Linked DNA regions of Mus musculus: region 2 is linked to region 1. The links are chromatin loops, found by intact Hi-C in ENCODE. Cell type or tissue: heart. All regions are shown on one strand. Links, peaks and the distances in the headings refer to the core of each region. The heading gives the core; the rest is flanking DNA.

Region 1 (5,551 bases), core at 189-5,188:
TCAGGCTGTGTGGAAAACACCCGCTGAGGCATCTCATCCCACTCACGTGTCTGAAAATAACAGCAGCCACAGGCTGGAAAGTGGTGGCACATGCCTTCAATCCTAGCACTCCAGAAGGAGGGGCTGAGTTTGAGGTCAGCCTGGTCTACAGGGTGACAGCCAGGGCTACACTGAGCCAGGGCTACACAGACTGTCTTGAAAAAACAAAACAAAACAAAATAACAGCAGCCACAATTCAACTCTCATTATCACCACCACTACCACAACAATAGTTGATATTTACTGGGTGCTTGCTGTATGCTATTTTAAATGATTTTTATGAGTGAATGTGATCATTTGATAATCCTGTCAAGCAGGCCAAACTTTTTAGGTAAAGGCTTAATTTACATATAATAAGTAGCTAGACCTTGTATTTTCAGTTCTGAGGCTCAAACCCAGGGTCATATGCTAAGCAAGTGCTCTACCATTGAGTCTCCTGAACCAGCCCTTGGCTTTTTGAGACAAGGTCTCATCCAGACTGACCTTAAGCTCATGACCTTCTGCCTCTGCTTCAGAAATGCTGGGCTTACAAATGTGTACTACACCTATAGATTTTTACCCACGCAAGCTTAACTTCACATTCTATACTCTGTTTAAATGTATTTTTACTTTTGAGAAAGCTCTTGTTAAGTTCTAGCTTGAGACTTGCTGTGGTAGGTCAGGTTTCCTCAAACTCACAGATGTCCCTTGCCTCTGCCTGCTGAGGGCTAGGATTGAAGGCCTGTGCCACCACTCCTGGCTATATGCTTTCTCTTGAAAAGTAGGACGCTGAAGAGAACAACCTGTACTTCTTTTCATTTTCATGTTACTGGATTGTCTCCAATAGGATGTTGCACTGACCAAAGATTCCATAAAAACCAGGATAGGCTTTAAAGAAAGGCTCTTAAAACAAACACACACGATAATATTTACTATTAGCACAAAGTAAAGTTACAATGTAATGCAGGAGTATAGTGGACATATTAATTCTTTCACTATTCACATATTGTCCTTACATTTCCCACTTGTTTGAGAAAGACCAATTTCTCCCGTTAGTTAGGTTAAATAACTTCTATTTAAATACAATGGTAAATTAGGTAACTTTTCTGTTTATCTTTTGAGAAAGAACCTGTAAAATTGGGTCTGATCATTAATGCAACCAATTGAAAGTTCGTTGCTCAAGTGTGTGTGTGTGTGTGTGTGTGTGTGTGTGTGTGTGTGTGCGCTGGCCAGTGAGCCCTAGGGAATAGCCTGTGCCCACATCCCCAGTGAGTCCCCATCGCCACCATTCTAACCCCACAACTCTTGACTTTTATGTGGAGGTTGAGAGATGATAAAGTCTTGCCAAGCATTTTTTTTTTTTTTTTTGGCAAGCACTTTCTAGAGTAAGCATTTCCTAGGCCTCCACTTGTTACTTTTTATTGAAATGAGGAATAAAAGACGTATGGGTTCTTTGTTCCTCTAAATTGGCTAAATACTCCAAGAAATCTTGTTTAAGATTTTTTTCAATCAAAATTTGAAAGAGAAATTTTTTTGGTGTAACTAGCATGTTTTTCATTCCAAAGGATTAAAATGAGAGAACATTTCAGCTAAAATCCTTATGTTTTTAAAGCAGTTAGTGGTTTATTAATAGGGCCTGAGTCTCTTGCATCTTTGATTCCCTTTGGACTCCTGGGTGTGAGTATTAAAGAGTGTCACATGAGCAGAGATCTACATGCATGAAAGCCTCATTAAATTTTTACTGGTAACGTGAGATGAGAAGGCTCTGTGCTGACCAGCTGTATTTTGAACTCAACTACAGACATTAATTATGTATACATGGAAAATTATTTAGAACAATTATAGGCTGTTAGACCTTTGCTTCCTGTTATAATTCTAGATAAATTAGAGCATGATTATAACCAATTATGTTGTTTCAGTTATCATTCCCAAGTGATCCAAGCCTTATTCTATGATCCCTGGTGGTAGACTGTTTCATAATTCTAGTAAGTTATGTGGTTTGCTCTTTATGAACTTCTGTGCACAGTACTAGGTAGAATAAAATGGAGACCCCTTTGAGGTGTCTTATAGGGCACTCTCTGAGTAGATCTAGCCAGTTGGGTTGCCTGGGTCAAAAGGACTGTTTCTTAAGCCAGGGACTGTTAACACTTTGGGAGCTGAAAGGGAATTAGAAGAAAAAAAGACACAACACGGGACTTCTCTTTTAATACAAAGGAATTATATGTTCTCATCTATCCTTCTAGAATTTGCTCGGATGATGGTGATGGGAAACCTTTTAAGAATCTCTTCTACTTTGAGAATTCAGACATTTACTCATTTTTCAGGCAGCATCTCTTGTAGCCCAGCTGGCTACGAACCGAGGATGACTCTCACCTTCTGATCCTTTCTCTGTGTTGGGATTACAGGAGTTAGCCACTGATCTGCAGAGAGAATTTCAAAGCCTTTGTAAGCAAAATTATAGCGACCGCTTTGATATTTACGTTCAGGTTACTTGACGTAAGTGGGAAAGAGAGAATGACGAAAACAAGATATATGCAATCTAGATGCTGAAGTGGACCACGATGTAAATTATTAGTTCTAAAGAACGCGGTCTGGAGGACCAAACGCCCCAGAGAAGACGGTGATGAAGACGGTGACAACGCACTCCCCGTCCTACAGCCCGCTCCGCTTTGGGAACCTGGCCTCCGCTGCGGCTGAGGGCGCCGGGTGATGACGTCACCGGGCCCCGGAGGCGATTGGCTCCCCGAGAGGGGCGTCGGCAATCAACGGGACCCAGAGCCCTCGCCGAAGTCCTCGCGATAGCCGCGGCCTCGGTGCGGGGATGGCCGCAGAGCCGGGTGGAGGTGCTCTGCGGCTCCGGGAGCCGGCTCTCGGGGCCGAGACATGGCCCGGGGCTCCGGCCAGCTAGGCGGGCCTCATCGGGACACCGTCACCATGCCCAAGAGAGGAAAGCGGCTCAAGTTCCGGGCCCACGACGCCTGCTCGGGCCGAGGTGGGCGAGGGGCGGGGCCGGGCTGGGCGGCCAAGGCGGGCTGGGCGGCCGGGGCGGGCGCGGCGGGACCCGGCGGGGAGCGGTGGCGGAGACTTTGCCTCGAGTCTGAGGAGGCCTTGGCGCTTTGCTCTGTTTCAGTGACCGTGGCGGACTATGCCAACTCGGATCCGGCGGTGGTGAGGTCTGGACGGGTCAAGAAAGCCGTGGCCAACGCTATTCAGCAGGAAGGTAGGCTTTCGTGGGTCTTTTTAGGCCCAAGCTTTTAAGAGACAGCATTGGGTGTTGTATTTACCTGGAATTGCGTCCCGGTGTTTTTTCTACTGACCTTTGGGTCATGAACGTGTTTGCTCTTCCCACTGTTTACTTTCTCGTTTCGTATCCTGGATGGGATGGGTGTGTGTAGCCAGGATCAGCAGGTTCCGGAGCCGAAATGGTTTTGTTTCCTCTTTGAGTTAAAACCAACTTTGTGACCAGCTGCGGTGGGCATTCCTTTAATCTCAGCATTGGGGAGGCAGAGACAGGTGGATCTCTGTGAGTTTAAGGCTAGCCTGGTTTACCTAGCAAGTGTGAGGTCCTGTCTCAGAAGAACCACCAAACCAAAACAAGAACAAAATCCCACACAACTTTTTGTACTCGTTAATTTCCACTGCCACTCCTTGATACCAGTCCCCCCCCCCTTTTTTTTTTTGGTAGTTTGTGCATATTTTACCATGCAGTTGACTTCCATTTCTTTGGCATATTGGGTTTTTTGTTTTTTTTTTTGTTATGTTTGTCTTGCTTTCAAGATTTTTGCAGATGGGACCAAGTGCGTTTCATTCTCTCCTTGTTTCCTCCTAGTAAAATCTCTTTGTGGCTTGGAAGCGTCCCAGGTTCCTGCCGAGGAGGCTCTTTCCGGGGTGGGTGAGCCATGTGACATCCTGGACAGCAGTGATGAGATGGATGCCCAGGAAGAAAGCACTCAGGAAAGATCAGTCTCCAGAAAAAAGAAGAGCAAGAGACATAAAGGTACGGGTTGCTTTCCTGAGCACTGAGCTCTGTCTGTGGTGATGGATGCTGTCGCTCTTCAATGTGAGGGGAGATCTACAAGGAACTAGTGATTGTCGGTGATAACCTTTTTTTTTTTTTTTTAAAGATTTATTTAGTCTGTGTGAGTACACCATTGCTGTCTTCAGACACACCAGAAGAGGTCATCAGATCCCATTACAGATGATTGTGAGCCACCATGTGGTTGCTGGGAATTGAACTCAGGACCTCTGGAAGAGCAATCAGTGCTCTTAATTGCTGAGCTTTCTCTCCAGCCCCATAACCTTCTTTTCCATGATACAAAAATTAACAGCAACATTAGTTACACTTTTTAAAATTCTGTTAGGGATGTATACATACATATTATATGTGTGTGCGTGTGTGTACACATTTTCCAGAAAATTTCCGACTTAACGTTTTAAGTTTTGTTTATTTACTTTTTTTTTTTTTTTTTGAGGAACTGAATATGAGTGTCTGCATGTATGTGTGTGCTTCACTTGTATGCCTGGCACCCTCAGGTCAGAAGGGGTCGTTAGATCTGTCACTGGAGCTGTGAGTTGGATGGTTGGATGGATGGTTGTGAACTCTGATTTGGGTTCTGAGACCCACCACACCCAGGTCTTTTGCAAGGGCAACAACTTCTAAACCATCTTGGCTTTTCAAGACAATATTCTCTTCTCTTCGCTTCTTTTCTTTCCTTCTCCTTTCTTTTCTTTCTTTCTTCTTTTTTTTTTTTTTTTTCCTTGAGATAGGGTTTCTTCATGTAACAGCCCTGGCTATCCTGGAACTGCTTTGTAGACCAGTCTGGTTTGTAGGTCTCAAATCCACGGAGATATGCCTGCCTTTGCCTCCCAGATGCTGGGTCTTAAGATATAACGTACTTTTTCTGGTCTAATTTCTTTCATATGGCTTAAAAGTATTTAAGGTTCATCCATATGGCATGTGTACCAGCTTTTATTGCCTTTTACTTGACTACTTTGTGTTATGACTTCAGGGATAAGTCTTGCCTGGGTAAATGCTTTCATTTCTAGTAGGTAATGAGTGCATGAAATTTCTGGATTGTATGGCAATCTGTGTGTAAGTTTTTGAGGAATCAGTGAAGTGGCTGTGCCATTTGGTGTTTCTAACAGTAGCATAGGAACATTTTTCCCTCCGAGACAGGGTTTCTCTGTGTAGCCCTGGTTGTGCTAGAACTGACCAGGCTGGCCTTGAACTCAGGGATCTGCCTGCCTCTGCCTCCTGAGTTCTAGGATTAAAGGAGTGTGTCACTATGCCTGGCTTTTCTTTGCTTCTTCATTTTAAATTAAAATATTGCATTATAAGACTCCCTTCACATAGTCAGGATCTAATCACTTACTAGACAAGTGATTTGTGGCATGTACACTCTTGAACATCATTTCTCTTTTATTTTGCTTTATTTTCTCTCTATTAAGGTACATCTACTTTGATTATTTTCTCTTAAAAATAATTTTAAAATTTCTTTGTCTATCTGTTTATTTTGACTGTGTGTGTATAGGG
Region 2 (5,551 bases), core at 265-5,264, 93 kb before region 1:
AGATTTTTATCATTTTTCCTAGTGAATACTATCTTAGCGTTATTACGCTGTGATAAAACATCGTGACCAAAAAGCAACCTGGGAGGAAAGGGTTATTTGTCTTACATATCCTGAGTCACAGTCTAGTGACTGGAACAGAGATGGGAACTAATATTCCAGGAGATAAGGTAGGGATGATGCTACAGGGTCAGGGTAGCTTACTGACTTGCTCCTCATGGCTTGCTCAATTTCCTTCTCTCTCTCTCTTGCTCAATTTCCTTTTCTTTCTTTTCTTCCTTCCTTCCTTTCTACTTTCTTTTCTTTGTTTTGATTTTGGTTTTTTTCTTTTTGAGACAGGGTTTCTCTGTGTAGTCCTGGCTGTCCTGGAACTTACTCTGTAGACCAGGCTGGCTTGGAACAGAGATCTGATTCCCTTTGCCTTCCAAGAGCTGGGGCTAAAGGTGTGCATCACCACCAATCAGCTAGCTCAGTCTACTTTCTTACAGAGGCCTGCAGTCCATGAATGGCACAGTGAGAGAAGCCCCTCCCGACCAATCACTAATTTAAAAAATGCCCTACCAGCTTAACTGCTTGCAGCCCAATCTTCTGCAGGCATTATCTTAATCAAGGCTCTCTCCTCTCAGATGACCATAGCTTTTGTCACAGATATAAAACTAGCCAACACAAATACAGTAAATAACTGTACTGTTTTAGATGTGATAAGTAATCCAGAACTTGTCTTGATAGGGTATGTAAGTGGTATATGCAAATACTATGCATTTAACTCTACATGACTTCAGAGCCAGGTGTGGTGGTATATGCAAGCCAAGCATTCAGGAGACAAAGGTAGATTTCTGCAAGTTGGAGCTCACCCTGGTCTACATAATGAGCTCCAGGCCAGCCAGGGCTCCATAAAGAGACTTTTGTTTCAAAGAAACAAAGTAAACAAAGAAGACCAGCACACTCAGATTTTGGTATCTATGTTTTGTTTTGTTTTTGTTTTTGTTTTTTTTTTTTGAGACAAGGTTTCTCTGGGTAGCCCCAGCTATCCTGAATCTTACTCTGTAGACTGGGCTGGCCTTGAACTCACAGAGATCCACCTGCCTCAGATTCTCCCTGGGATTTTCCTCCTCAGAACACTTTCTAGGGGATGCAATGAAGGTGCTTATGAAAACTGTCCTTTGAGGATGCAAAACTTTCTAAAATGAACCAAAGAAAAAAGAAACTATTCATCTAAAGTCTACAATCCTAATTTCCTAAGATTAAAACTGAGATTCTACATTGTCATCTTTTGTTCAGTAGCTCCTTCAAAAGGACTCTGGACACTCCCCCCCCCCCCCAAACTCTGCAACATGTATTTAACCAAAAACTGAGACAACTTGCTAAAGTAAATGCTTTTTGTTTTTAAAAGGTTTGCTTAAGCTAACATAGTTTCAAACTATGAGATGCAAGAAACTGGGGATTTGCTGAATTCTCAGGAGCTGAAGATTATGAAGATTTCCTAGTGTTCTAGCACAAGGCCCAGCCTGTGATTAAACTTTAAGATTTGTTTCATAAATGACAGTAACCTCAGGGCTGCAACTTTCCTCCTAGCACAAAGCCTGACCATATATTCACCATTCAAAAACTACACATTCTAGAACAGCTAATATGTAAATAGAGGGGTTCCATTCTAAATCATTCTAGAAGGAAGAAAAAAGGCAATGAGAGAGAGAGAGAGAGAGAGAGAGAGAGAGAGAGAGAGAGAGAGAGAGAGAGAGAGAGAAAGGAGTTCTCCCCTAAGAACACCAAGCTTACCATCAAGTATTAGGGAGACCTAGGTAGGCAAGGAGTTAGATATGCGGTAATCATGGAAGCTGCAACAGTATCTTGGTAGCTGTGTCTCCCGGTTAAGCAGGGACTACACTAAGGTTCCCATGGTCAAAATCTGTAAAACTGTATTTGGGATGTTCCACCAAGGCAAACGATACTTAACAAATTGCCAAAACCGCGTTAAAGGGTCTGCATTCTCAAAAGGCACTGGCTTCATTACAATGTGTTGGAGTTTCCAAATCTCCCACCCCATACCTTGCTTTTTTTTTTTTTTTTCAAGATTGCTGGGGATAAATGCCTTACAAGAGGAGGTGAAGACCACTATAATTTGGGAGGGAAAGGGAATTATCTTACCTTCATGCATGAATATACCTTACACCTCACTAATATTCTTAAGAAACTTCTTTAAAACCCCAATGCGCTACTGCCTACCTTCGGAGGAAGCCCACTCCAATCTTTGGAGTGTGTAGCTTTACTAAATAAACGTCCCCTTACTGTTTCTCAGCTGAATTCTTTCCTCCCAGGTTAAACCTTCTCCCGGGGCAGGCGGCAGCTGCTCCGGAGAAGCCGAGAAGGCAGCGCTATGCCTGCAGCGCCCCAGCTCATCTCCTACCGACCCGGGCTGGGGGGGGTACCCGGGTTGGGGGAAGGCCGCGCCCCCGGCTGAGGGCAGAGGGAAAGGCCGTGTGTCAGGGCCGCGCTCACTCACCAGGGCTCCTGGGCCGTCCGAGCCGAGGTGCTAGGCGCCGGGCTCCCAGGCGGCTGAGCAGCCGGAGCGCCGCCGCTGCCGCCCGGACCAGCCGCTGCGGAGCAGTCTCCGTGGTAAACTCCAGTCTCGGAGTACGGCGACCGCGCGGCATGATGACGTCACGCCACGGGAGGGGCGGGCCTCTCCTGGGTTACGTCACCTTAGGAGGCCGAGCCAAGAAGTCCTGCTTACCTGAGAGCTCAGAAAAAGAGACCTGAGAGTGGGTAGACGGGTGGGTGGGGAGTGCCGCGTGTGACAGTGCGCTGGAGGCCAGAAGGACCCAAGACTGGCGGTCCCCACGCGGTATGGCAGGCGCTAGGCTGCGTTCCTGCCACACTCGGGAGACCCACGGGGTTTCAGAGTTCTCTAGGTCGGTTTCTGAAGAATCAGGCTCCGCTTCACCATAGGGAGGACTTTCCCATCCCGGATAACCACAGGGTCCTAAATGTGCCTGTCACCATGAGGCGATTGCTTCCTTCACTCCAAGGAAAAGGAACTTGTGGATTGACTGAGCCACCAGAAATGGGTCGCAGTAGGGGAAACTGCAAAGACCCTTCTCAAAGAAGACGCCACAGCCATCTCCTCTCCTCTGACTCACCATGGTCGTTCATTAGTGCTGCGGTTCTTAGGACGTTTGCTTTTCGTTGATTTTGACTTTTTGCCTTTGGCTGAGAAGGGAAAGATGTTTCTTGTTCCAGTATAGATGAATGACTAATTGGATTATCCAGTTTTCCTTTGCACGGCGTTTGGTTCTTAGGGATAGTAAAGTGTAGTCAAGAGGGCAGCGTCTTCGTTTTACATAGTGTTTTCTTCGTGTCATAGCTTCTTGATCCCAAACTGTTCCTGACATTTAAATATGGTGGACAGAGTGCAGAATTGATAGAAAATGTTGAGGGCACTCTGGAAATAGTTGTTAAAATGATCAATGTAGATCTATTTTGTCTAGGTTTTGTAGTGTAGTCATCAGACTTCAGGGCAGGAATGCTTCCCCACCAAATCTGGACCCAGAACTACTACAGCAGATGAACTTAAGGTAGCTAGAACAGAAGCTAACGATCTTGGGCACCAGGCACATACATGGTGCTCATGTATACATGTAGGCAAACCATTTATGCACATAAAATCTTAAAATTACAAAACATATCTACTGGTTCTCCTGGTCTTCTCTGGCTACTTCTGCTTTTATATATGCATTTCCCCTAGTAACATCTTTGCCCTTTTTCTTTCATCTAGGCAAATGCTTTCCTGATGAGCAGAAAAACACACAAATTCTTTAAGAATTTCTGTGAGAGCTAGACATTACACGTGCATACCCACACTTGGGAGACTAAAGCAGGAGAGAACAAATTCAAGGGGAGAAAACAATAACAACTAAAGCTGAAAATGTGGCTGGCATGTGAAAGGCCCAAGACAGGTGAAGGTCAGAGGGTTGAGAGTTTCTTTGTTTTTGTTTTTAAGATTTTATTTATTTTATGTATATGAGTACATCTTTTAAGCAAGTAAATATGAATTAGTGTGGTTTGAAACCAAGAAAGGTTAAAGTGTACTTGCACACGTATGGATATTCTTGGAGCCATAAGAGAGAAAAATGGCCTAAAGAGGAGGTTGTGTGCATTCCAGGGGTGAGATGAGGGAAGGAAGGAGAAAATAGGACAGCGAGGAGGCACAGACAGGAAGGCAGACAGAAAAGTATCAAGGAAAACTTGGAGAAAGTTGCTACATAGATGTATTGGATAACAACCAGATCCAAGTGGAAAGATACAATATGTAAAAACAGTTTTGTGGCCAGGCATACTAACTAAGGTTTGTATTTCCAGCATTCAAGAAGCAGAAGGATGCGATTTGAGGCAAACCTGGACCTATTTAATGAGCAACAGACCAGCCAGACCCAGTTGTAAAATGTCAACAGTAAAAAGCTCTTTTCTCAGTGTTAACTGTGGAAAAAAAAGGGAGGGGGGAGCTATTAGTTCGTTGTTGTGTGGTGGAAGGTTTTCACCAGTTAGTGGTGGTGCATACCTTTAATTCCAGAGGCAGAAACAGGCAGATAGCTGAGTTTGAGGCCAGCCTGGTCTACAGAGTGAGTTCCAGGATAGCCAGGGCTACATAGAGAAACCCTACTTCAAACAAGAAGAAAGAACAAAAGAGAGGGGGAGGAGGGGAAAGGAAGGGGAAAGGAAAGGGAAAGGAAAGGGAAAAAGGGGAGGGAAGGGAAAAAGGGAAGGGAAGGGAAAAAGGGAAGGGAAGGGGAAAAGGGAAGGGAAGGGAAAAAGGGAAGGGAAGGGGAAAAGGGAAGGGAAGGGAAGGAAAAAAGGAAAGAATTTGAGGGTACTTGATCCTCCCAGGTGACTGGGCTGTACATTCGAAAGACCTTTGTCAGTAGCTTATCCAAGATAGAATGACAATTACCAAGAAAACTGACAAGCAGGCTGGGGAAAAATGCTCGGGCCACCAGAGCTACACAGAGCTTGGTTTTTGGTTTTGTTTTTTGTTTTTTTTTGGGGGGGGGTTGTTTGTTTCTTGTTTTTTAAAAAAATCCTAATGTTGTAGCGAAAGAGAATGCTCATGGTGATTAGGGTGGGAGAGACCTTTGTCTCAAAAAAAATACATACAGAGGAAAAAAGATTTTATTTATTTTATGTATGTATATGAGTACACTGTAGCTGTACAGAGGGTTGTGAGCCTTCATGTGGTTGTTGGGAAATGAATTTTTTAGGACCTCTGCTCGCTCAAATTGGTCCCTCTCGCTCCAGTCAACTCCCTCAGTCCCTGCTCTCTCTGGCCCAAAGATTTATTTATTATTATAAATAAGTACACTGTAGCTGTCTTCAGATGCACCAGAAGAGGACATCAGATTTCATTATGGGTGGTTGTGAGCCACCATGTGGTTGCTGGGATTTGAACTCAGGACCTTCAGAAGAGCAGTTAGTGCTCTTACCCGCTGAGCCATCTCGCCAGCCCTTCTTTGGGTCTTAACCATTTATTTTAGTTACTAATGCTTCTGATGGAATGCAG

The links. Hi-C counts contacts between places; a loop is a spot of excess contacts. Peaks named below come from ENCODE experiments on the same cell type or tissue, not always from the same donor. Only the 100,000 strongest peaks of a DNase experiment are listed, where the experiment ranks them.
Region 2: a loop joins it to region 1, with 8 times the contacts of the local background. A loop is called at or near these places in 22 of 42 quality-filtered maps.

What each region holds. Positions count from the first base shown.
Region 1 is chr1:134,359,221-134,364,771 of GRCm38, reverse strand. Tmem183a (transmembrane protein 183A) reads left to right here and starts at 2,773. Exons shown (of 8, transcript NM_020588.2): 1 at 2,773-3,010; 2 at 3,149-3,238; 3 at 3,848-4,015. The coding sequence starts at 2,902. In heart, for the core only: no CTCF peak of the experiment used is centred there; a DNase peak (open chromatin) is centred at 2,751; H3K4me3 peaks cover 2,103 bases; H3K27ac peaks cover 1,718 bases.
Region 2 is chr1:134,452,615-134,458,165 of GRCm38, reverse strand. It overlaps Klhl12 (kelch-like 12), which reads right to left and starts at 2,635. Exons shown (of 12, transcript NM_001311136.1): 1 at 2,501-2,635. In heart, for the core only: a CTCF peak has its summit at 2,829; a DNase peak (open chromatin) is centred at 2,655; H3K4me3 peaks cover 2,176 bases; H3K27ac peaks cover 1,127 bases.